Regions from separate parts of the Homo sapiens genome. Here region 1 is linked to region 2. A link is a loop called in an ENCODE intact Hi-C map of the cell type or tissue named here. Cell type or tissue: endothelial cell of umbilical vein. All regions are shown on one strand. Links, peaks and the distances in the headings refer to the core of each region. The heading gives the core; the rest is flanking DNA. Region 1 overlaps TECPR2 (tectonin beta-propeller repeat containing 2). Region 2 holds the start of ANKRD9 (ankyrin repeat domain 9).

Evidence for each region. Peaks named below come from ENCODE experiments on the same cell type or tissue, not always from the same donor. Only the 100,000 strongest peaks of a DNase experiment are listed, where the experiment ranks them.
Region 1: a loop joins it to region 2, with 6 times the contacts of the local background. A loop is called at or near these places in 105 of 110 quality-filtered maps.

The regions. Positions count from the first base shown.
Region 1 is chr14:102,432,087-102,443,125 of GRCh38, forward strand. TECPR2 (tectonin beta-propeller repeat containing 2) reads left to right here. Exons shown (of 20, transcript NM_014844.5): 8 at 1-42; 9 at 2,149-3,125; 10 at 5,936-6,119; 11 at 8,350-8,523. Among named protein-coding and RNA genes, the nearest start is that of ANKRD9, 72 kb to the right of the region's middle. RefSeq lists a silencer at 6,023-6,072 and an enhancer at 7,742-8,249. In endothelial cell of umbilical vein, for the core only: a CTCF peak has its summit at 6,099 (motif pointing right); a DNase peak (open chromatin) is centred at 6,135.
Region 2 is chr14:102,500,168-102,515,335 of GRCh38, forward strand. It overlaps ANKRD9 (ankyrin repeat domain 9), which reads right to left and starts at 9,609. Exons shown (of 4, transcript NM_152326.4): 1 at 9,362-9,609; 2 at 8,474-8,679; 3 at 8,308-8,382; 4 at 1,600-7,775. The coding sequence starts at 7,722. The coding sequence ends at 6,769. It overlaps LOC105370679 (a long non-coding RNA gene), which reads left to right and starts at 9,876. Exons shown (of 4, transcript XR_007064352.1): 1 at 9,876-11,384; 2 at 12,211-12,647; 3 at 13,064-13,167; 4 at 14,035-14,187. TECPR2 (tectonin beta-propeller repeat containing 2) reads left to right here. Exons shown (of 20, transcript NM_014844.5): 20 at 1-2,310. It also overlaps the pseudogene RNU6-244P. RefSeq lists silencers at 8,397-8,558, 9,553-9,992, 10,153-10,202 and enhancers at 9,683-10,326, 10,327-10,972, 10,973-11,616. In endothelial cell of umbilical vein, for the core only: no CTCF peak of the experiment used is centred there; a DNase peak (open chromatin) is centred at 9,734; H3K4me3 peaks cover 1,538 bases; H3K27ac peaks cover 780 bases.

The sequences.
Region 1 (11,039 bases), core at 1,626-9,625, 71 kb before region 2:
AGCCTATCAAAGTGAAAAGGAAGAAGAAGAAGAAGAAGACAGGTACCCTCTGTAGCTGGCACACACCCATCTGGGGTTACAGTCTTTCCAGATTCTCTGGGAGTGCTGCTGCTCACTGAGTGAGCAATGCTCCATACATCCAAAAGCAGAGAACACATACATTTCTTCCCCAAAGGAGTTTTACTGCAAAATACTTCACATTAACGGAAAATACACACACACACACACACACACACTGTAAGGTCTAAATGATGACAGAACACCTGTGTGTACTCACCACCCTGCTTAAAGGGTCTCAGTTTTGTACTTTTCAATATTTATTTATGTATTTATATTATTTATTTATTTTTTGCGACAGAGTTTCGCTCGTCGCCCAGGCTGGAGTGCAATGGCACGATCTCGGCTCACTGCAACCTCACCTCCTGAGTTCAAGCAATTCTCCTGCCTCAGCCTCCCGAGTATGCATGCCCAGCGAATTTTGTATTTTTAGTAGATACAGGGTTTCTCCATGTTGGTCAGGCTGGTCTTGAACTCCCAAACTCAGGTGATCTGCCCGCCTCGGCCTCCCAAAGTGCTGGGATTACAGCGTGAGCCACCGCGCCTGGCATAGTTTTTAGTATTTAAATTAAAATGTCGGGGCCGGGCGCAGTGGCTCATGCCTGTAATCCCAACACTTTGGGAGGCCGAGGCAGGCGGATCACGAGGTCAAGAGATTGAGACCATCCTGGCCAACATGGTGAAACCCCGTCTCTACTAAAAACACATAAATTAGCTGGGCTTGGTGGCATGTGCCTGTAATCTCAGTCACTCGGGAGGCTGAGGCAGGAGAATCACTTGAACCTGGGAGGCAGAGGATGCAGTGAGCCGAGGTCACGCCACTGCACTCCAGCCTCGCAACAGAGCAAGACTCCGTCTCAAAAAAAAAAAAAAAAAAAGTGTTGGTTTATCCATGTATACCATTGATTAAATCAGAGATTCTGTGAGCCTGGGTGGAAAGTTGTGGAAACCAGAAGATCTATGCTGGTAAATACTTGGGACATTTTATGTTTAGTGTTGAATATGCTACCAAATATGGGATTTAACATTGAATTTTTTTCTTTTTTTTTTTCAACTTTTATTTTAAATACAGGGGGTCCATGCGCAGGTTTGTTACATGGGTATACAGCACCCAGGTAGTGAGCACAGTATGCAGTAGGTGGCTTTTGACCCATGCCGCCTCCTCTCCCGCTCTGGAGGTCCACAGTGTCTGTCCTTCCCATGTTTATGTCCATGCGTGCTCAGTGTTTGGCTCCCACTTACAAGTCAGAACATGCTGTTGGTTTTCTGTTCCTGTTGCATTAATTTGCTTAGGATTACGGCCAGCGGTTCCATCCATGTTGCTGTAAAGGACAAGATTTCATTCTTTATTTTTATTTATTTATTTATTTATTTATTTATTTTTTAATTTATTGGAGACAGAGTTTCACTGTTGTCACCCAGGCTAGAGTGCAATGGTGCGATCTCGGCTCACTGCAACTTCCGCCTCCCAAGTTCAAGCAATTCTCCTGCCTCAGCCTCCCGAGTAGCTGGGATTACAGGTGCCCACTACCACGCCCAGCTAAGTTTTTGTATTTTTAGTAGAGGCAGGGGTTTACCATGTTGGACAGGCTGGTCTTGAACTCCTGACCTAAGGTGGCCCACCCGCCTCGGCCTCCCAAAGTGCTAGGATGGCTTATGAGCGTGAACCACCGTGCACAGCCCAGATTTCATTCTTTGTTATGGCTGTGTAACACTGAATTTTTCAAACCTTTTACTCCTTGGTTCCTGTTAATCCTCTCTAGCTAAGATGACTGCAACACTGAAGGAAATGTTATTAGATTTCTAAGCATTTTAATAATTATAAGGAATTGGTTTGTGACCCAGGTGAACATCTCAGTTTGTCCCCTGGTTTTTCTTAGCTGCCCTCAAACCCATGGATTTGTTCAGTACTTGCATGCATAGAAAGCATCTCTTTGTTGGGATTATTTGTACTTAAGAGGTTTATTCTTCATTCACCAAATATCCTTTATTTAAAATTTTTTTTCTTGAGCCAAAAATATGTGTGCAAGTTAGTCTCTTACTAATCATATAGAACCGTGCCTTATTTTGAATGTTCTTATTCTGAATTAGAAGGTGGAAGCAGGAGCACCTGTCACAGCTCCCTGGAATCGACACCCTGCTCCGAATTTCCTGGGGACAGTCCCCAGTCCTTGAACACAGACTTGCTGTCGATGACCTCAAGTGTCCTGGGCAGTAGCGTGGATCAGTTAAGTGCAGAGTCTCCAGACCAGGAAAGCAGCTTCAATGGTGAAGTGAACGGTGTCCCACAGGAAAATACTGACCCCGAAACGTTTAATGTCCTGGAGGTGTCAGGATCAATGCCTGATTCTCTGGCTGAGGAAGATGACATTAGAACTGAAATGCCACACTGTCACCATGCACATGGGCGGGAGCTGCTCAATGGAGCGAGGGAAGATGTGGGAGGCAGTGATGTCACGGGACTCGGAGATGAGCCGTGTCCTGCAGATGATGGACCAAATAGCACACAGTTACCCTTCCAAGAACAGGACAGCTCTCCTGGGGCGCATGATGGGGAAGACATCCAACCCATTGGCCCCCAAAGCACTTTTTGTGAAGTCCCCCTCCTGAACTCACTCACTGTGCCTTCCAGCCTCAGCTGGGCCCCAAGTGCTGAACAGTGGCTGCCTGGGACCAGAGCTGATGAAGGCAGCCCCGTGGAGCCCAGCCAAGAGCAGGACATCCTAACCAGCATGGAGGCCTCTGGCCACCTCAGCACAAATCTCTGGCATGCTGTCACTGATGATGACACAGGTCAGAAAGAAATACCCATTTCTGAACGTGTCTTGGGGAGTGTGGGAGGACAGCTGACTCCGGTCTCTGCCTTGGCAGCCAGCACTCACAAGCCCTGGCTTGAGCAGCCTCCACGGGATCAGACATTGACGTCCAGCGATGAGGAGGACATCTATGCCCACGGGCTTCCTTCTTCATCCTCAGAGACGAGTGTGACAGAGCTCGGACCTAGTTGCTCCCAGCAGGACCTGAGCCGGCTGGGTGCAGAGGACGCCGGGCTGCTCAAGCCAGATCAGGTATGTGGGTTCGGGTGGTGGGAAAAGTAGCTGAGGCTTCTTTCTTAAGGGTAATAATTGTCAAGACTGATTATTTTCCTTCTCATGGAAAGAAATTCTATTCCTACTGCAAAATCCGTAGGCCAACTCTGTTTTCAAGTCTGGGTTTCAGGGGATTTCCAGCACAGGGACTATGAATGGCTTGAACTACTTCTGACCTGTTCTACCCTGCTCAGTAACCTGCCTCCCCAACCAAGGTAGCGTCTTGCTGTTTCCTCTGACCCCACAAGTGCAGGCTGGTGTAGGCACTTACTGTTAGCCATCGTAGGGCAGGGCTGAATTGGCCTGGGGCCATCTCAGAAAACCAGTGGGCAGAGGACTGTCCACCTGTGGAGTAGAGAAAGCTCTGAGCAGTTTGGAGGCAGGGAGTCTCCTGTCCTTCTCCTCACACCCCTCCAAGGAACCATCTGCAAGAGCACGAGGCCATTTCCAGAACTGCTGTCTCCTCAACCTCCGAACAGTGGCTCCAAGGCTCCCCTGCGAGCTGTACAGGAACCAGTTTGGAGTAACCAGTCTTTGTAGGTCCACCCAGCACATGTAACTAGGAGATGACTTTTAACTGTCCTTGAGCATTTTATATTAAAAGTGATTTTTTTAAAAGTGCCTACTTCCCTTAGCAAGTAATTATTACTAGATATATTTGTTTCAAAACTGTGTCTTGCCCTGTCTCCTACTAACTGTCGATGTGAGGTATGAATTATGGCTGCGCACTTACAGCCACGTGTGCTTTCCACAGTCTACGCTGGCTTCTGTCAGTGCTAGCAGTGTGACGCTTTGTCAGTGCTCACCATGTGCAGGTATCCCACAAAGCACTTTAGAGGTTTAACTCTTTTACTTCTCTAAACACGAACTATAAAATAGGCACTCTTCTTGTCCCCATTTTACAGAGGAGAAAATGGAAGCACAGAACAGCTAGACAGCTTGCACAAGGTCACATAGCAAATGAAGGGCGGGCCCCAGGACCCCCTCACTCACCCTCTGTGCTGTCATGCCTCAGAAGTGAAACATGCTGCTTACTTGTTTTGAGACAAAACGCCATAAGTCTGGCTTTTTTTTCTTCTTTCTTTCTTTTTTTTTTTTTTTTCTGAGACAGGGTCTCACTCTGTCACCCAGGATGGAGCGCAGTGGCGCAATCATGGCTCATTGCTGCCTCGACCTCCCCAAGCTCAAGTGATCCACCTGCCTCAGCTTCCTGAGTCACTGGGACTACAGGCATGTGCCACCATGCCCAGCTAATTTTTGTATTTTTTGTAGAGAAGGGGTTTTGCCATATTGCCCAAGCTGGTCTCGAACTCCTGAGCTCAAGCAATCTGCCTGCCTCGGCTTCCCAAAGTGCTGGGATTACAGGTGTGAGCTGCTGTGCCTGGCCAAGGGTGGCCTTTTATTCAGTCATCCGGCATTTATCTTTTCAACCCAGTGGTTCTTGAGTGGCCTTGACTGTCAGCCTCTGTGATTATGCTGGGGACCACAGTGCAGATGGCAGCTAGTTGTGGATTCCATCTTCCTGAGCCTCAGAGTCTTGAGGGGGAGCCAGGTACATGTTCACATCCTCGCAGTTGAGTGGGACTCAGGTGAGGGTACTGAGCAAAGTACAGGGCTGCAGGAAGCGCAAGCAGCATGGCCCCCTAATGTCTGGGCGTTAGCCAGGCAGACTGTCGGTGGGGTGGGGTATTGGAATTCTAGGCCAGAAATTTAGGAAAGCCCTCACTTAGGTGACAGGGATCCTGGCCCTTTGAGCCCCTGACTCTCTAACTTCCTCCCTTCCTCATCCCACTCCAGGTAGCTGGGAAGCCAAGAAATTTTATGGTGTGTTTTTATTTGGAGGTTCGGTGTGGAAGTAAGACTTGCCATGGTGAGCAGGGCTGGATTGAGAAGAGTTGGGCACCATTTTCTTTGAAGTAGTTAACTTCTATGTGGGTATCTGTACAAATACATTTATCTTCTTTGCATTTATTGAAAAGTATTAAAGTACAAAGACTTTATTTAGCTTTGATTTTTAAAAGAATTCTAGCAAGGTCGGGCACAGTGGCTCACGCCTGTAATCCCAGCACTTTGGGAGGCCAAGGTGGGCGAATCACCTGAGGTCAGGAGTTCGAGACCAGCCTGGCCAACATGGCGAAACCCCGTCTCTACTAAAAATACAAAAAATAGCCGGGTGTGGTGGCAGATGCCTGTAATCCCAAGTACTCAGGAGCCTGAGGCAGGAGAATTGCGACTTGCTTGAACCCAGGAGGCGGAGGTTGCAGTGAGCCGAGATTGTGCCCCTGTACTCCAGCCTGGGCGACAGAGCGAGTCTCTGTCTCAAAAAGGAAAAAAAAAAGAAAATATGGTGGAAAAAAGAAAGACAGTGGTAGTGCCATATATCCAGTGCCTCTGTAATGATTAGACTACAAAAAATTGACTTGCATCCAAATGTTGAAGAACCTGGCTCTTTGTGTAAGGTGAGGTATGCCTGCAGAATAATAGCAGCTCCTTCGTAACGTGATGTGATGCTCTAAGCGTTACATTTGCAAAGGTGTTAGAACAGGAGAAAATGTCATCCAGGGACTCCAGGGAGTCTTTGTAGGGAGACAGCAGCACGCGTCTCAGAAGGTTTGTAGTAGAGGGGTGTCCACAGATAGCAGGGGTTGGGAGAAGGGTTGACTTGGCGTCTTGCTGACCCGTTTTACCGTCTCGTGTTAATGATATCCTCTCACCTTTCTTACTGAGAACAGTAAGCCAAATGTGGCTGTGTCCTCTGCCACAGAACTCACTGGCTCTTCCCTTGTTAGTTTGCAGAAAGCTGGATGGGCTACTCGGGTCCCGGCTATGGCATCCTCAGCTTGGTGGTCTCCGAGAAGTATATCTGGTGCCTGGACTACAAAGGCGGCCTGTTCTGCAGCGCGTTGCCGGGCGCCGGGCTGCGCTGGCAGAAGTTTGAAGATGCTGTCCAGCAGGTGGCAGTCTCGCCCTCAGGTTCGCCTCCCCGCTCCCTGCTCCCGCTCCCTGCTCCCGCTCGCCGCTCCTGCTCCCCGCCCCCGGGGTGCAGACATCTTAGTACAGGGCTCCCCTGCAGCAGCTCTGGGCTCACGCTGCCGTGCGTTCACCAGGTTTGCCTCTTCAGGAACGTTTGAGGGGTTGTCTCCAAAGAACGTGAATTGCTTCATTGGATGTCAATTCGTAGTGTAAATGGGTGTTCAGTTTGAGTTTTTGTTTTCTTTATTAATTGCAATGGTAAGCTCTGATCGTATTTTTGTAAGCTAGACAAAAAGTTTGAAAATTGAGGGACTTTTTTAGGGATATTAATATACTAACTCTTCATAAAAATAATACGTGTTTCTCTTTCTCATTGTTGCTTTAAAGCAACCGAACTAACGAAGACGGGCCTATGGATATGTTAGATATATTCCAATTATTTGGCTTCCTCTTTAGGAATTCTGTTTTAATGAGCTCTCTGCTGTGGGTGAACAGTCTACTCCCTGACTCTAAAAGGAAAGTCCATTCATTCTTTCATGCTGCTGTTAGGCCATTGTTAGTGAACTGGAGCTGGTGTTTCCTGAACGATGTTCTCCTGAGCTGGAAGACCTCCCATATCTGCATGGAATCATTTGCTTGCTTTTTCTTTCTTTCTTTCTTTTTTTTTTTTTTTTGAGACAGAGTCTTGCTGTGTTGCCCAGGCTGGAGTGCAGTGGTACAATCTCAGCTCACTGCGAGCTCCACCTCCCAGGTTCGCACTATTCTCCTGCCTCAGCCTCCCCAGTAGCTGGGACTACAGGCACCCGCCACCACGCCCAGCTAATTTTTTTGTATTTTTTTAGTGGACACGGGGTTTCACTGTGGTAGCCAGGATGGTCTTGATCTCCTGACCTCATGATCCGCCCGCCTCAGCCTCCCAAAATGCTGGGATTACAGGTGAGAGCCACTACGCCCGGCTTTGCTTGTTTTTTCTTAAGGTTGTGTTGGCCACGTCGGCACCTACGCCAGTGGGGACACTTTTGCCTTGAAGCAGCCTGGTTTACTGTCAGGACATTGGAATAGAAGTCAGACGAAGCCGAAGCTGAGTCTGTGGCTTGGGACCTGTCTGTTCTCTGTAACTTCACTGTGTTTCGGGATGAATTTCCCTTAATTCTCCCTGGTCTCTGTCACTGTTTAAAATATTAGTTTGTTCAGCGTTGTTTTTCTTGCTTGCTTTCACTGTTTGTTTGAAAAATATTTTTCTTTAGAGACTGGCTAACAACCCACTCCACAAGCTGTCATTACACAGTTGTGTGTTTTAATTCATTTCTCGTTGGTATCATTTACCTTCAGGTTTGTCTCCTTAGCCTTTTAGAACTTTGGTTCTATTCCTGACTATATTAGTTACTTGTATTCCCAGGCCCCTTGGTCCCTCACTGTGCTAGCGGGAACTCTGTATCTCCATGAGATTCACCTGCTCAGTTGAGGCGTCCTTCAGGGCCCAGTCCCATGTCCTTGGTGGGCAGCAGAGCCCTTGTGCCGGGGGCACCACAGGCAGAGATGCTCGACAGGCCCTCTAGTCCAGCCCAGCTGACACTCGGTGATCACTGGTGGCCCCTTGCCTTGCCTGCGTCGGCCTGCTCCAGGCCTCCAGCTGCAGCGCTATCCTGCCTTCCCTTTCCTCTCTCCTCCTCCATCTCTTCATCAAAGTCCTCTTCACAGTGAAAACAGGCCAACTCAGTGCAAGTGTGTTCCTTCTGTGCACCTTTTCCATTCAGCTCATCCAGAACTGATCCTTCTCTTTGAATCCCTAAAGGACTTTTTCAGCCTCTCCTAGGGCACTAGTTGTGCTTAGGATGTTTATTTGGAGACTTATCAAACCTAATAATGTCATCAGTGTTTCTCCTCCCGTGTGAGGAGCGCCTGTCATGTGCCCAGCTCTGTGGCCATGTGGTTGATCTGCTTCCGTCTGCAGTCTTTAGAGCAGCCCTGTAAGGTGGAGATGATCCCCACGGCCCAGGAGGAAAGTGAAGCTTGGAGACGGGCGGTGACATGGAGCCTGAAGCTGCATAGCCACTGGGTGGTGGCCAAGGGCCCAAACCTGGGTCTGGTGGCCTCTTTCCCCACTTGGGGGGACAGAACAGGATGTGTTTTAGAAATCTTTCTCCCCTCAATGCCCAGCATGAAGACTTTTGTATAGAAATATATTCTAGTATTTATTGGACAGTGAATAGAATTTTTATTTCCATAGGAGCCCTTCTCTGGAAGATTGAACAGAAATCTAACCGGGCTTTTGCTTGTGGGAAAGTCACCATCAAGGGGAAGCGGCACTGGTACGAAGCCCTGCCCCAGGCAGTGTTTGTGGCCCTGAGCGATGACACGGCCTGGATCATCAGGACCAGTGGGGACCTATACTTGCAGACAGGTAACCGCGGGCCACGCTTAGAGGCCTGCCAGCTCTGCCGTCACTGCCTCTGCTGCACCCTGCTTTGCTAGTAACATGCTTACCACAATCGCTATGATTAAGAGGCTAAATCCATTCGAATTAAGACACTTCTGGGAAGAGAGTATTTGCCATTTGGCATGTATTAGCAGTTTCCTGCATTGACACAAACTCAACCCAGGACAAATTTAGGGCAAAAATGAATAGGATTATTTGGTGAGATACAGAAACAGAATCTTATTCTCCTATGGCCAACCACCGCATATCACGTATCCTACAATGTTAGATCTTAAGAGGTAAGAATACAGAGGAAGGACATAAAATTCATTTCCCCCTTTAAGCTAAAGTTTAAGTGGCTGCATTTTTTTTTTCAGCCATATCAAAGCCCGGCTCCTATATACTTACTTACCCGTGGGCCAGGAAAAAAAAAGAAATAATTTGCTCTTTTTTATTTTGAGACGGAGTCTCGCTCTCTTGCCCAGGCTGGCATGCAGTGGTGCCATCTTGACTCACTGCAACCTCTGCCTCCTGGGTTCAAGTGATCCTCCTGCCTCAGCTTCCTGATCACAGGCTGGGATTACAGGTGCCCATCACCACGCCCAGCCAATTTTTTTGTATTTTTAGTAGAGATGGAGTTTCACTATGTCGGCCAGGCTGGTCTTGAACTTCTGACCTCAAGTGATCTGCCCGCCTCAGCCTCCCAAAGTGCTGGGATTACAGGTGTGAGCCACCACACCAGGCCATAATTTGCTCTAAATAGCAGTTCAGGCCAGGTGTGGTGGCTCATGCCTGTAATCCCAACACTTTGGGAGGCCTAGACGAGCAGATCACCTGAGGTCAGGAGTTCAAGACCAACCTGGCCAACATGGTGAAACTCTGTCTCTACTAAAAAAAAAAAAAAAAATACAAAAAATTAGCTGGGCGTGGTGGCGCTTGCCTGTAATCCCAGCTACTTGGGAGCCTGAGGCACAAGAATCACTTGAACCTGGGAGGCAGAGCTTGCAGTGAGCTGAGATCGCGCCACTGCACTCTCCAGCCTGGTGACAGGGCGAGACTCCGTCTCAAAACAAAACAAAACAAAAATAGCAGTTCAGCAAGTCACAGGAAGCTGCCCTCAGGGAAGTTTTTAGCTGATGGAAGGGCACAGTGGGACTTGCTTATTAAAAATAAGCTGTAATGACAGTCAGTGTTTACTGTCAGCAGAATGGGGAAGGATCTTCCACCAGCAATGTGATTTATCAGTATCTGGAAGGACTGTGGGGCAGGAGTTATCGTCAGTTGTCCAGAGGCCACGTTGGATTTATGTAAAGATCAGTCTTCCAGGCGTTTAATGTTGTTGATTCCAGGAGAATGTTGTTGTTGTTGTTTTGAGACGGAATCTCGCTCTGTTGCCCAGGCTGGAGTGTAGTGGCACAATCTCGGCTCACTGCAACCTCCACTTCCTGGGTTCAAGCGATTCTCCTACCTCAGCCTCCCGAGTAGCTGGGACTACAGGCACATGCCACCATGTCCAGCTCACTTTTGTATTTTTAGTAGAGGCAGGGTTTCACTATGTTGGCCAGTCTGGTCTTGAACTCCTGACCTTGTGATCCGCCCGCCTCAGCCTCCCAAAATGCTGGCATTATAGGCGTGAGCCACCGGCCTCAGGAGCATGTTTTAATCACTGCTGTGAGTCGTCAGCTGGGGATGAGTCTTCAGGTTGAAGCTCTTGCACAGCTGGCTCTCTCCTAGCTGTGTAAGAACCTCTGGCCTGGGTGCACAGCCATGCTGGCTTCATAGGCCATATGCTGGCCCAGGTCTCTCCAGCCTAGTTCCTGTGTCTTTCTTTAAATGAAAGTAGCTCTGTCAAGGCACATGCACATCTAAGCTGCCAGGACATTTGAGCTTTGGTCATGGGGAAGACAGGAGGTGCTTCTGGCCTGGGGGTGAGGAGCGAGTGACCTCTAAACCAGTAGTGCCAGAGGAATCACCAGGACAGTGATTTCACATGAGGTGGCCCCACCCAGACCTGTTGGATTAGGTCCAATCCCTCTGGAGACTGCTCAGGAGTGTGTCGTGTAAGAAGTCCTGCCGGTGATTCCCACCTAGTTTAGTGGAAGGAAATATCACCCAAGGACTGCAATACTATAGGTGCGTCTGTGATTAGTCACGGAGCATATTTGAGTACTGAGACCTAATTGCAGGCCTAAGGTCAAGGAATACAGGGTTGTAGGCGACAGTTGGTCTGTCTGCTCCCCTGGGAATAGCCTTTGAGCTCATTTAGACATACTTTATTGACAGAACACAAGGAGGCAAGGGGAGAGCCCTGGACAGGGAGCCAGGGACCCTGAGCTTTGGCCTGCCACTGCCTTGCAGTTTGACAGACCTCAGATTTCATCTGGGAAATTCGGGGTTTCATTTTATTAGTGGAACCTCGCACCCAGTCAGAGCAGAGAGGAGCCGCCGTGCTGGAGCTCTCTGCAGGAACGACTGCAGGCCTCAGGTCCCTGCCAACTCCA
Region 2 (15,168 bases), core at 4,941-12,940:
TTTTTCCAAACCTGGCCGAGTGTGGTGCCTGAGCTGTGAGAAGTGTCCTCAGCCGACACTCACGAGGGCAGTGCAAGGGAGAACCTGCCAGCCCAGCCCCACCACAGGGAGAGTGCGTCAGCAGACCTGTCCTGGCCTGGCTGGTGTTGAAATACACACCGGTTTGCCCAAGTGGCTGTTATGGGGGAATGGCCGCTCCAGAGCTGGCTGTACCCCATGGTAGCCTCTGAGGAGGACGCTGTGGGGTGAGGTCCAGGGCTGCCTCCTCATGGAGCTGTGTGTGAGCAGGCGTTGGAGGGGTTCGAGCCCCTGGTTCTGTATCTTCAGCCAGCAAACGAAACCATATCGCAAACCAGAGCTGCTGGAAACCAGCACACGCAAAAGATGACGCCCAGCACAGCAGCAGGACACACCATGTGCCAGGAAATGACCTCAGCAAGAAACCTCAGGCCGTGTGAAGAGCAGCAAAGCTTTCCAGAAGGCATAAAAGGAAACTTGAATAAAGGAAGATATGTTCCACATTCCTGGATGGAGGACTACACACATTATGGAAAGACCTCATTCTTTCCAAAGGAATTTATAGGTGTAGCTTGATTTCAGTTCAAATCCCCACTGGGATTGTTTTGTTGGGGCAGGCAGGGAGGAATAATGTTAGTACCCACAAATGCCCATGACTGTGCCCAATGTGCTTCTCACCAGAGCCCTGCAAGGGGAAGTCTCATTAGCCCCTTGAGACTCAGAGAGGTTAGGTAACTTGCTCAAGGTCACACAGCACTGGGACTGGAAGCCAGCTCTGTAGAACTGCAGACCTGTGCTGTTTGATGCCTCCTCACTGTCCCGTCACTCCTGGGAAGAAGAAACGGGTGAGAACTGCTAAGTGATGACAGGTGGAGCCCCAGCAGGGGCCACTCTATTGAATGGCATGGCCCAGACCCTCGGAGGGCCAGGCAACAGGCTAGCAAGGCCCACAGGGAGGGAGCAGAATGGAGAGGGCATCTCAGATGCGCTTAAGGAGCGGCGGGGGCGGGGCATGGGGGGTGTCACAACTAATGTGGCCACTGCTTCATTCTCTGGGCAAAATAATATTAAATGGATTAAAGAATCTAAAACCAGTGGGAAAACTGTCTGATTTCTGGATGGCAAAGGCTTTCTAAACTCAAAAGTGATAGGACAAGCTACAGAGGAAAATAAGTACATAGATTTGATTTCTCCAAAATACAGAAATGCTGCTGGGCACAGTGATGTGCAGTTATAGTCCCAGCTACTTGGGAGGCCAAGGCAGGAGGATTACTTGAGCCCAGGAGTTTGAGGCTGCAATGAACTATGATCACACCACTGCACTCCAGCCTCGGCGACAGAGCAAGACCTTGTTTCTCAAAAATAAATAAATAGAAGGAAATAAATGTAAAAATGCTGCAAATTAAAAACCTCAAAGAAGGGAAATAATTGCAACAAATGGGAATTGATGTTGAATATTTACCTTAAAAACCTATACAACAATAAGAGGAGTGCGCCCTTCAGCAGCATGTATACAAAAATTGCAACGATACAGAGATTAGCATGGCCCCTGCACAAGGATGACTCGCAAATTCATAAAGCTTTCCATAAATATATTTATTAAAAACCAATAGGAGGAGCACTTCGAGTCGAGTGTAAGGGCCCTTCACAAAAGCAGAAGGAACACTGGCCCAAACCCCCAGCACCCCGGAAGCAGAGGTGAGATGGGAGCAGCTTGGGAGCCCCCCATTGGCGCCGCCCTACTGGGGAAGCCGGTCCGTACGTAGGCCTTGCATCTCGCCACCTCCACTTCTGTCCTCAAGAACAAGTCCTAGGTCAAGGGAAACAGCACAGCCTGTTTATAATTAGGAAACACTTAAAACAGCCTGGCATTTGGGAACAGCCATGTTAACGTGAGCAAATTCCTCTCATGAAATAGCCTGCAGCTATTAAGAAGCACGTGTGTGCAGGAAGCGGAGGCGCAGGACCTCACCGCGCCAGCGTGAAGTTCCCGGGCATGGTCATGAAAGCGTGGTTCTGTAAGAAATCAGAGGGAGAAAGGGAGAGAAGGGGGAGGGAGACAACCCAAACGTTGGAGGGTATTTGTTGTAAACTTCAAACTTTTGGCAGGTTTGAAATTTTTCATAACTCCGGGGAGGAGCAAGAGGGGTGAAAAGAAACAAGTTCTCTACTTGTGATCAGCAGCTGGTCATAGTGGTTGCCTGGAGTATATGCCTTTTTGTATCCTTTGAATTTCCAGCCATGTAAATGTATTATTTATTCCAAAAATAAAGCAGATTTACATTTTAAAAATTCAGTTGTCTCTAACTACTCTTTGTTATCAAGGCTGGTTGAGTCAAATATCACAAAGTAGACACCAATGACTTCTTAAAAATCATATTTACAAAGTACAATGGGGGAAATGCTTATACTACATTAAGGTTAAAAAAATACTAAATTGTGTAACTGATCTGGTTTCATATATATATAAATATACACAGAAAAAAATGTAATATATATCTGCACAGAAAAAAGCTGAAAGAAACATATGCCAGAATGCTAGCAGTGCTTGTATGCGTGCAGATGACGCACTCAGTCAGCGCCTTTACTTGTACGTGAGCGCTTAGGGGCCCTGTCTCTGGGGACCATGTGGGGCGGTGGGGCGCTTGAGACAGTGTTTCCCTGCATCGTGGCCGGACCTCTCTACTCAATCCCCAGTGTTCTACAGTGAACATGAATTTTATAAGCAGAAAGAAATTACTTTTAAGAGCCAGGCGCAGTGGCTCACACTTGTAACCCCAGCACTTTGGGAGGCTGAGGCGGGCGGATCACAAGGTCAGGAGTTCGAGACCTGCCTGGCCAACATGCTGAAACCCAGTCTCTACTACAAATACAAAAATTAGCCGGGCGTGGTGGCCAGCGCCTGTAATCCCAGCTACTCCAGAGGCTGAGGCAGGAGAATCGCTTGAACCCAGGAGGCGGAAGTTACAGTGAGCTGAGACCACACCATTGCACTCCAGTCTGGATGACAGAGCAAGACTACATCTCAAATAAATAAATAAATACATAAATAAATAAATTACTTTTAAGAATCACCAATAGAAATCTGTCTTTCCATCTTTTTTTTTTTTTTTTTTGAGATGGAGTCTTGCTCTGTCGCCCAGGCTGGAGTGCAATGGCGCAATCTTGGCTCACTGCAACCTCCGCCTCCTGGGTTCAAGCAATTCTCCTGCCTCAGCCTCCTGAGTAGCTGGGAGTACAGGTGCCTGCCACCACGCCTGGCTAATTTTTTTATTTTTAGTAGAGACGGGGTTTCATCATGTTGGTCAGGCTGGTCTCGAACTCCTGACCTCATGATCCACCCACCTTGGCCTCCCAAAGTGCTGGGATTACAGGTGTGAGCCACCGCGCCCAGCCTTTCCTTCCATCTTGATTGCAGTGGTGATTACACACATGTAGACATTCATCAGAACTCATCAAAGTATACACTTAAGTCTGTGCATTTTATTACATGTAAGTAACACCTCAATCTGAAAAGTATCAGGGCAACACCACACACTGCAGAGGGGCAGGGCTCCTCCGGCAGTTACTCACTTCCCTTGAAACAGAAGCTCAAACATGGAGTAGTCTTCTGTGACTAAACTTGTTTTCCGCCCTCCCAACTTCCAGGAAGAACCTTCTTCTGAATAGGATTTGAGGTAACTTAGGAAACTGCTCTCAATACGGAATTTTAAAGTTGGTGAGGAAGTCGACAGAAGGGGAAGTCACAGTAGGAAAATCAAGGTACTATCAGGATGAAGTCAGCACGCAGAGCAAGGCCAGCGAGGCCCAGGCGCCAGGCCTTGGTCCCTGCCCACCTCACCCAGGCCAGCCAGACAGCACGGACTGCCCTACAAGGTCACCTCAGAGAGATGGGGGTGTTCTCTCACTGCTGGCTTTTGATGAGCCCAGGAGGGCTCAGCCTTCACTATCCTCCCTAACAGGCATTTGGGGTGCAGAGATGCTGACGCCTGAATAAGGTTGGGATTCGGGGCCCTTGGGAACACTGGGCACCTGGTGGGTGGGTGGAGGGGCAGGACCGGCTGCAGCCATGTTTCCCTTAGAAACAGACTGCTGGAATTAACGAACTAAACAAATGAACCAAGGTGCTTCACCCCCCAAAAAAGTGAGTTTTGTTCTGCGTGGAGCGATTGCCTTTGGGAAGCCACCAAGGCCACCTGCCAACAGGCAAATGCTGTGCTGCCGTCTGCCTGGCTGACTCCGGCCCTCCCAGTCCTGCAAGCTCATGGCCAGGACGATAACGATGACAGGGGCAACACCATGGTCCTCGCTGCCCTTCCTGGGGCAGGAGGGCCCAGAAGACTGATAAGCTAAACCCAGGGCCTCCCTCGGCTGCTTATCTGCCCAGCACCTTTCCTCTAGGTCCTCTCCTCCCACCAGTACAGGGGTCTGGGAGGGGGTTGCAGGGGGTCCTGAACCACAGATCCCTGGAGACTCAGTGGGAGCAGCTGTACTAGGAATCAGGCACCACTCCGCTGCTGTAAGTCTTCGTGAGAGCCACTGGCCAGCTTCCTCTGACTTCCCTGTCCCCTCACCCAAATCGATGACATCAGGAGCTAATGGCCCAGGCTGCCCTCCTGCTGCAGTGCCCATAATTCTTCCGGCAGGCCCCGCCCTGCACTCCACGACCAGCCTGGGTTCTTCATCCTGGTAACCTGACAATGGATTTCGTGGGGCCCACTCTCAGTGCCCGCCAGCCTGTGTCCTGCCTGGCCAGGCAATGAGTACCGGCGGCAGGCAGCTGCCTCACCCCTGCATGACCCCCCCAGCCCAGGGGACTCAATGGCGCTGTCATCAAAGGGGCAGCTGTAGATCTAGGAGGGACGTGGAGGGGGCTAGCCCTGGGCCTCTGGCATTGTGGAGGCTGACCTATAGAGAACAGAGCTGGAGCTGGGGAGACATGAAGTCTGCACATCTAGACCCCAGTGAGGAGCCCAGGCTTTCTAGGCACAAGCCCCATGGGCTCCCCGGGCCCAGCCCCTAAGAACCACGGCAGCTGCGCCAGGCCACTCCTGTCTCCACTTCCATACCCTCCAAAGGAGAGGCACCTCCCCCCCCCATGGCATCTCCAATCTGAGGACCTGCCACCTCCCAGAGGACCGGAGGCCCTGATGCCCCAAGAATTGGGCTTGGAAAGATGTTAATATCCACTGCCCCAAGTGCCAAGGTTCAGAGGCACTGGTCCAGGACACACAGCAGCGGGGAAGTGGAACCCTCACTCCAGCCTGCAGTCTGGGCTCTGTCACTGTGCTGTCTCTCCATCCTTCCCTCCCCACAACCAGGGCTGTAGGCCCACCTAACACACCACACACTTCCCAGAAACAGGAGTCACATCCTTTTCAGGGCTGGTAGGGTGGCTGAAGATGGCCCAAAACCTCCTGAATGGAAAAACCTTGATGGGGAGACTGAGGGCCAAGGCAGAGGTTTGTCCAAGGTCACCCCCAGAGTGGCGGATCCAGGACCCTGGGCAAGATCTTCCTACTGTCCAGGCCTCTCCCCCACCTCTCTTGTGTGGCCCAGCACCCTGGACTCCTCCATGCCCAGGTGTGCTCCCCCCAGGCACGCTGGGGGCAGGGTGGGCAGCAGGTGCCCCCCACCAGGATAGTGGTTCTTCCTCCTGCAGACCTTCAGCCCTCTGCTCCTGGCAGGACACTGTGGCCCTCCTGCCCACGTTGGTGCGGGTTGAATTTGACGGCCCAGCAGAATTCCCAGGCAGGGCAGCCTGGCTATCCTCCCTGGTGTCTCGGCTCTGAGAGCGGAGACCCAGCCTCCCAGCCTGGAGTTGTGGTGAATTCGCAAACAAGTCTCCATCTCCAGAACCTTCCTGAAGAAAACAGCTCTCCAGGCTGGGGCAAGAAGCCTGTCCCTACAGTGATACAACCACCCCTCAATAACCCCGGGCACCACCTGGCACCCACTGGGGGCCACCAGGGAGCCCACCAAGCCCACTCCGGGCTTGGACAGAGGGCAGGCCTGGAGGAAGGCACATCCAACCCCACTGACCGGCATGCACCTGGGGCCAGGGGCCTGCTGCCACTGCAGAGGTGAGAAGCAGGAGCAGCAAGACCTGGTGCCCATTAGTCATGGGGGAAAAGCAAAAGGGGGAGACAGGGACAAATCCAGGCCTGGGTGGGCTGCCTGTCAGGGGGAGTGATATCCAAGGAGGAACTGGTGGTCAGAGTGGGGTGGGGGATACCCGGTACAATTTGTTCATGCCTCAACACCAGCCACCGCGGGCCTGCCAGCCCTGTGTGCCCTCCCTGGCCCGGAGTCCACAGGGTGCAAAAGGCTGACCGCACAGGACCTCCCGTGAGAACCCTACGCTGCAGAGCTCGTTCTCTTGGCTTCCAGGCCTTTTTATACGCTGTCCTGCTGCTTGGACATGCCAGTCCCCACCCCTGCACCTACCGAGCTCCTGCGGCACTCAGCTGTCACCCATCTGGGACGCACACCTGTCCGAGGCTCTAGATCAAGGTGGGAGGTTAGTCCTCACTCCCTTCAGGGGCTGGACAGCGAGCTGAAGGCCCGAGCCCAGCTGCACCCAGAAAACCTGCCACTTGGAACTCACCTGACCATCCAAGCCCAGCCCCCAGTGCATGCGACAGATGAGGCAGAGATTGTGCCGTACAGAGATCAATATATATAAAGTGCCGGTACAACGCTCTGAAAAATAGTTTTGTCCCAAAATCCAGCGCCTAGGGTGCTCCGGGCCTAGCCTTTGCCAGTGAGGTCCAACGGCTGCAGGAATGGGGGCAGCGGCAGCTCGTCCAGGGCCTCGGGGAAGCGGCCTGGAGAGATGGCGGTGACCAGCACCTGCATGGCGCGCGCGAAGAGCGAGGGCGGCGCCAGGCCCGCCAGCCACTGGAACTTGTCCTCACCCAGCAGCCGCTGCCAGCGCGGCCGGTCGCCCAGCAGCTCCTGGCGGGCCGAGCCGGCGGCACCCACGGGGGTGTACAGCGCCAGGAGGTCCAGCAGCAGCAGGCGGCGCTGGCGCGGCTCCCCGGGAGCTGAGGCGGGGGCTCCGGCGGCGGAGGGAGTGGCCCCGGCGTCGCGGCCCAGCTGGCGCAGCAGCAGCTCGAGAGGCGTGAGGCCGCCGCCGTCCCGCAGACCGGGCGAGGCGCCGTGGCCCAGCAGCAGGAAGAGGCACTCGGGGCGCGCCAGCTCACAGGCCACGTGCAGCGACGTGCCACCGCCCTCCACGCGGCTGCAGCCACGCCGGTCCAGCACGCGCGCCCGCTCCTCGGCCGGGAAGTCGCGCAAGGTGCGCAGGATGCGGCGCAGAATGCCCACGCGGTTGTAGCGCACTGCCAGCGCCACGTGCGGCCCGGGAGCCGCGCAGCAGCGGAAGCCGGCACTGGGCGGTGCGAGCGCGCGCCGCGGGAACGTGGCCAGCAGGTAATGCGCGTACGCTTGGTGGTCGTGCACGAGCGCGTAGAGCAGCGCCTCAGAGGGCGAGTAGGCGGCGGCGCGCCCGCGCTCGTCCCAGTGGAAGGCCTCGCTGGCGCGCATATCCTCCAGCAGCCACACGGGTAGCAGGTCGCGCACCGCCTGGTAGAAGGCGAACGACGACTTGCGGCACTGCTTCTGCGCTCGCGAGCGCGCCGCGCCCGAGGCCTCGGGCCCGCCGTCCGCGCCACCCCCAGGCCGCCGCGCGTCCCACGGCATGCTGGCGGCGGGGCGTTCCTGGGCCTCAAGGCATGGATCCCGCGAAGGCACACCTGCGGGGAAAGGAAGAGGCCACGGTGAGGCGCGGGGAAACTGGGGAGGCCCGGGGACTCCCCTCTGCCCCTCACACAGCCCCTCCGGTCCTGGCCCACCAGGCCTGTACCTACCTCCAGCCTCGGCCAGGCCCTTCCAGTCACCCTACAGCTCCATCTCTCCGACGCCCAGAACCACCGCCTCCATCCTTGATCTAGCTGTACCTGTTCTCCCTCCTTGAAACTGACTTGCTCTCTGGCACCTCTGCTGGAAATGCCCTTGCTGCCCATGCCCTCAAATCTCCCCTCCCCTCTCCAACCCAGGGACCCACTGGAAGAGCTTCTGTTCCCACCTAAGCCAGGTTCATACGACCCCAAATAAAGAAAAGGCCAGGGAGGGGATGAGAAAGCTTGGGCCCACATCTCAAGCTGAGGCAAATCCACTCTCCAGCCCAAGCGCAACCCTGACCCTGATCTCCGACCCCAGACCACTTGGAGGCCCCTGGAGCCTCTTCCTGGGCTGTTCAGAGGCATGATCCAGACTCAGACCTACCTGGTTCCTGCACCGCGATCACCTAGTTCCGGGGATGTGGGTATATCACAGTCCCTGGCCGAGCCTCAGCTTTATCTGTAAGAAAGGGGAGGGGTGGACGACGGCTGTGCGGGCGGGGTGAGCCTGGGGCGTGGCACCAGCCCTCTATCCAAACATGTTTGCTTACACGTTAGCTCCTGGGAGGAGATAGGAGGGTGAAAACAACCTGGAGACCGGTGTGCACCGCACTGCACAGTCTGCCATCCTCTTCAGGTCCCATACCTCTCTTGATCTCCCCGACTACTAGATGAAGCGGGTACTGCCATCCCACTTTCCAGCAGGGCACAAGCTTCTCCAATTCTCCAAGGTCAGCAAGCCACGGCAGAGCCAGGCCTAGAACTCAGGTCCCCTGCGTCTCAGTTTGGGCTCATTCCAGAATTGGTGGGGACCCCCAACCCACAGGCAATCGAGCTTAGGCCCTGACCCTGCCCTCTGAGTCCCCAGCCCCGACCTGAGCCTAGGCGTCTGACCTCTGGCTCCGTCCCAACCTCCCTACTGCCTTCTTTCAAGGGTAAGCCCTTGGTCACAAGGGGCCTGGGACAGAAGGCAGGCCGCGTCCACACACACTGACTGGGTCACTATCACTGGCAGTAACTGAGTTAAAGAGAGCGGCGCGGTGCGGGTAGGCTGTGGCCCGTGGGCAACACCGTGACTGGAGCCCCTTCCCCAAGCCTGGGCCTCCGGGCCCCAGATATGCCCTGTGCCGGCACGCGTGGGGCGCCGGGCGGGTTACGTAAAGTTCGGCCTCCCCACGTCACCGGGCAGAGTCACGGCCGCGGCTCGTGAATAAGGGGGTTGGGCCATCGAAGGCAGCGCCGCGCCCGGGGCCACCCGCCACCTCCTACCCGTCCCCTCCCGGCCTGCACGGCCAGACGTCGGGCGGCGGAGGGTCGCGGGGCCGAGCGGGGCGTCCGCGCGCAGGTGGCCGGCGCAGCGAGGGCTGCACCTGCGTGCGCGTGTGCCGGAGGAGGAGGGGGCGGCGGCCGCGGGCGCGGCGCGGGGGACGGGGACTCACCATGGGGGGCGCGGGGGCCACAGGCCGGGCGTCCCCGCCCCTGCCGCGGACCGGAGCGCGCGCTGTCCCCCGCGGGCGAGCGGGCAAAGGTCCCACGACGGACGCACGGGAGGGAGCCACCGCCGCCCGCGCCCGCCGCAGCCGCGCTCTGAGCCGCCGCGGCCGGATCGCAGGGCGGCGGTGCCGTCGCCGGCGGCGGGCGGCGGGCGGCGGGCGGCGGGCGGCGCAGTGCGGCCCCGGCCAGGCAGGACAGCGGGACCGTCCGCCGCCGCCATTGGCCCGCGCCGCCGGCCCCCGCCACCACCCATTGGCCGCCGCGCTGCACCATTGTTACGTCACTGGCCGGCGGGCGGGGCGCACCGCTGGACCCGCGGAAAACTTCGGAGAAACTTGAGGGAGCGCCGGCGGGGAGAACGGAGAGGAGGGGCGGGGCCGTGGCGAAAGGGGCGGGGCGTTGATGGGCGGGGGCGGGGCTCCCGGAACCCGAGCTGCGGGCGAAGAAAGGCTCCGAGCTCCGAGCTGCCCTAGCCCGGGAGGGCGCCGCTGCTCTGCGAACTCGGGCGCGCGCGTAGGTGGCCCGCCCTCCGCCGTGCGTGACTTTCCTCGTCGCGTCCAGCTCCCCTTTTCTTTGACCTTACGTGACCTTGGGAAAAACCTCCAGGCTGCTACCCCATCTGCACATGGGAGGGCCGGGGGTAGGAGCCGCGACCCCTAAGGGCTCCACCGCCTTCTGCCCGGCCAGGGTCGTGCCTGGCGCGCCCCCGCTCCAGCTGACCCGCGCAAGGGAGGGAGGGGCGGACGGATGGGGACAGCTGTTTAGGAGCGCGCACTGCGCCCATCTCGGCCTCAACACTCATGTTTCCACTTCGTTTCACGACCACCAGCCACAGTGGACACGATGATCCCCAGTTCACCCGCCAGCAAATCAGGGCTCAGAGAGGTGGCCTCAAAGAGAGGAGCGGCCAGGAGGGAAGCCGGGGGTTTGCCCTGCGGTTCTTCCCACATCTGGGCGGGATAGATTCGATTGGGCCTCGGCCACCCCCACCGTCTCCGTCGGGGGTTCCAAGGTTTGGGGTCATGACCTAGGGGGCTTAGGAGCCTGGGTCCATCTCAACTAATTTATGGCCTCACTCGCCCCCAGCGGCTGGGAATTCTAGGCCCATTTTACAGATGTGGACGCAGATCTGGAGAGGGGCAATGACTGCTCAACCCCCCACCCATCCTCCCAGACACGACCTTCCACCTGGAATCCCCCCACACACGTTCTCAGAGGCCAGGCAGCCGGGGTCTCATGGTGAAATCCCCACATTCCATGCAGGGGCTCTTTCTGGTTCCTTCCCTAGAATGCTGTCCCTGCCCTTCCAGTACTATCTCACCAGGGAGACCCTCCCACTCCCCCACTCCGCTCCAACCAAGCAAGGCCTCTGCCTCGCCCCGGTGGGAGGGGCCTCGTCCAGAGGGCACGCCCCTGCACACACAATCAGCCCTGTCCTGGCTTCTCTGTGTGCCCCAGCCAGTCAGTCTGGGTGGAAGTCTTACCTGGGCCCTCTCAACAGACCTAGGCAGGCCTCTGTCCCCAGCCCAACGAGCTCAATCCCTTAAGCACACACGCCACAGAGCAGTCCTGAGAGGCCAGGTGGACAGTACCATGAGGCAGACAAAGCTGTGAGGCCCAGAGAGGGTCAGGCCACCCCAGCCCAGGTAGGCACTCACATGTATCCTGCCCAGGCTGCCATGCATGGACCCACCAGGGGGATGACCAGACCCCACCAGCCCTGCCCCACCTCAGGGCGGGGGACGTTCCAGGCCACGCCATCTCTCCCAGGGAGTCCATGGCAACTGCCAAGCTTACAGCAGCCAGGTTGTCAGCAGGAGTAGGGGTATAGAGGGCACTGGGCCTGGCATCCGCACCCGCCTTTGCCTCAGCTCCACATGTCTCCTCCTGTATCTAGGCCTATCTCCCTAGGGCTTCTCCCATCTGCCGGTTCTGGATGCCTCTGAGTACGATGGTGGGGAGAGCAAAGTGAGTGAAGGTCCTGGAGTCAACAATCGGCCTTTGGGAGCCCAAACCCTGGGGGACATCTTGGGGAGATGGTGCCCATGTGGGCTGTCTGTGGCTCAAGGCTCCCCTGCTCTCTTGCCCTCTTCGAAGGCTGGAGTTGAGATACAGCCGTCTCCATGGCTACTGGTGGAATGAGGGTGAAAGGGCACCAGTGGATGCCAGGCTGTGCACTGGGCCTCAGGGCGGGTCTCTCTCCACCCCTTGATGTCTTCCCTGCCCCCGTGCCCTGACCTGCCCTCCTCACTGGGGATCCCAGAGGGTTTTTTTTTTTCCCAAGACAAAGTCTCATTCTGTCACCCAGACTGGAGTGCAGTGGTGCAATCTCAGCTCCCTGCAACCTCCACTTCCCAGGTTCAAGCAATTGTCATGCTGCAGCCTCCCAAGTAGCTGCAATTACAGGCATGCACCAGCACTCACAGCTAGTTTTTGTATTTTTAGTAGAGACGGGGTTTTGCCATGTTGGCCAGGCTGGTCTCGAACTCTTGGCCTCAAGTGATCTGCCTGCCCCAGAGACCTTTTTCTAAAAGCCAAGTCTGACCCTGTTTCTCTGCTGCCTAGAAGCTTCCTGTGGACATGGACATAGCCACAAAGTCCAGATGGGCAGAAAGAGGCATTTCTGGCAGAGGGCAAAGCAGGGGCCAAGGTCTGGAGTGTGACACAAAGGCTGCAGAGGCCACCTGACTGGCCAGGTCCCATGGGGCCTGGAATGCCCGGCAAGGATCCTGGATTTTCCCCTGAGGCCCAAGTGGAGGGGTTGGGAAGTGGTTTCACTAGTGAATTATTTTAGACACACATACAAAGAGCATCATGATGCCTGGGAGCCCGGGACCCAGTTGAAGGAGCAACACACGGCAGATCGGAAGCCCTGCGTGCCTGTCCCCTCCCTCCCCAGCCAGCCTCAGTGTGAGTCCGCGTGCGTCTTTCCCACTGTAAGTGCAAGTGGCAGCAGACATAGTAACACTCCCTGCCATGGGGCTCCACAGCACTGCCTCACCTCAGCCTCTTGCCTTTTTCTCCTGAGGTCACTTTTAGATCCAGCCCCAGGGGAACCCCCTGCTTTGGGTTGCAGCCGCCATCTCTGCTGCAGTGTCTTCTGATGAAAGCTGTCCCCTGTGGGCATGAGTGTGGACATGCTGCACCTCCTAAGGCAGCAGTGCCAAGGCTGATGGTGCCCTCCACGGTGGTTTCATGGCATCGCTGCTGCACTAGAGGCTGCCCAGGGACGTGTGAACAGCTGTGAAGGGGCAGGTTCCTCAGGGAGGGAGGATGGGCTGCGGGGAGGGTGGCTGGGGCAGGGGAATGGGCAGAGCATGACTTCCAAACACCTAGGAAGCCCCAGGTGGAGGGCGGAGGGGGGTCTTGCCATCTTGGGATAGGAGTTGACCTTTGACCCCATCATGCTCCTGCTGGGACCTGACCCAGGCACACTCCTCTTCCTCTGGGAGGGCTTGTCCCACCAGGGCAGGGGTCTGTGTGTGCCCAGGCAGGGAGCCACAGGCAGTAGGGGGAGGCTGGGGCTGCAAGCACAGAGGCCCCGGAAAGTGTGTGAGGACGCTGGGGAGTGGGAAGGGCCCTCGGAGGGGTGGTATGGCCGGCTTAGGTTTTCTCGACAACTCTAGTTGAGTATGCACTGCAGGGAGACGGAGAGGCCGCAGCCACTGAAGCCAACTGTGCTGGAGCAGGCGGAGGGCACCAGGGGTCCCTGGAGAGAAGTGCCGCCTCCTGCCAGGCCCCTGACCTATAGGTGAGGGTGTGAGCAGAAGAGGAGAATCTAGGAGGCCTCCCGGGTATTAGGGGAAAGCTGAGCACCTGGAAGATGGCAGAGCCAAGAGGTGTCCATGGCCCTGGAGATGGGGTCATGAGTATAAAGAGGGCGCTTGGAGTGTGAGGCACCAGGGATGGGAGGTGAGAGGCCCGAGGCCCCAGCCGGGGCTTCCAGGAAAGGAGGTGGGAGAGGGTCTTGGGGCCAAGAAGGCACAGGGCTTCCCGAAGCCAAGGTGTCCCAAAAATAAGGGAGCGGTCGGCTGGGACAGATTCAGATGTGGTGGCTCACACCTGTAATCCCAGAACTTTGGGAGTCCGAGGCGGACAGATCACCTGAGGTCAGGAGTTCAAGACCAGCCTGACCAACATGGTGAAACCCTGTCGCTACTAAAAACACAAAATTAGGCCTGGTGGTGCATGCCTGTAATCCCAGCTACTCGGTAGGCTGAGGCAGGAGAATCGCTTGAACCCAGGAGGCGGGAGGTTGCGGTAAACTGAGATCGCGCCATTGCATTCCAGCCCGGGCAACAAGAGCAAAACTCGGTCCATAGGTCACAGTGCCCTTTACAGAATGTCATGGGGTTAGGGGAGAAACCTGTTTGGAGAGAGTTCAGGAGCAAGCGGGGAGCGGGATAGAGCTGTGAGGACAGGAGAGGAAGGGGCAGGCTTAAAGAATGAAACGGTGGAGATAACACACGTGCACATGCATGTATGTGCACTCAGACACGTGGGTAGGCCCACACATGCATCTGTGCATCATGGGCGGCACGCTGTGTGTGCATGCGTGTGCGTGGGCAGCATGCTGCAGCCTGCATTTGTGTGTCCTGTGTGTCCATTATGTGTGCAGTGCGCTGATGGGCAAAAACGCTGACGATGCAGGCCAGCTGATAACCTGGAGGAGGCCGGCTGGAGTGGGGCCTGCCACACGTGAGGGGTACCCTGGGCTGGCGACATGGGCAGTTCTTCTTGGGGGGGGGCAGCATGTTGGGCACAGACACAGAGGAGGGCACAGGTAAAGGTGCTCGGAGACATCTGCTCTGGTGGCTTCTATTTTCAAGGCCATCTGCTGAGAATAGGAAGGGGTGGATGGTGGGGAGGGGGCTGGAGGAGAGGGCTTCATTTGCTGACTACACTGAGATCCTCTCTGACCTGAGCCCCTGCCACCCAGCCAGGCCTGCGGAGCCTGCCATCTGCGCAACTGGGATGGGACAGGTGGCCGCGGCCAGGAAGGCACCACAGGTGCAGGCAGGAGGGCAGGCAGCTTCCTCAGGGAGGGGCTGGCACCAGACATGCTGGATCCCGCCTAATCAGCCACCCACCAGTGGTGGGACTGGGCTGAGCACCAGTCACTTATCTGTGACATGGGTCAGGTGGATTTTGGGTGTCAGAGGGAAGGTGTTTCATGTGGCAAGACTGGCAAGGCCAGCATGCGGAGTGGCTAGGACCGGGTGAGAGCCTGGGGGTGTCCCAACACTTGCCCCACCTCATGCAGGTTCTGTCCTTCCACTGCCTGGCCAGACCAGACCAAAGCTCACCTGGCCTTTAAGACTGGCACCTGCACCAGGAGCCACTACTACTCCCTCCTACGGTGGCAGGCTGGGCTCTGCCCCACCGCGTCTGCAGCCCCATCAGCTGGTCTCTCAAGGCTCAGCTTTGGGATGCCAGTACAGACCAAAGACAGGACAAAACCAGTGGAGACAAGGGACATCCTGGGAGCCGAAGGGTCCAGCATGTATAGCCAAGGAGTGGCGTCTCAAGTGTGCAGGGAGCCCCCAACATAGCTGGAAGATCGGCCCGGGGGAAGATGGGCGAGGGCACCATAGGTTATCCACATGCTGGCCAACAGACACGTGGAGATAGACATTCAGCTTTGCCAGGAATCAGCACGTGTACAGGCTCCTGGCGAAAACTGAGTAGACTGGGAAAGCCCGTGCTGGCCGGGTTAGGACTCAGGCACTTGCCCCACCAGCAGGGAAAACTC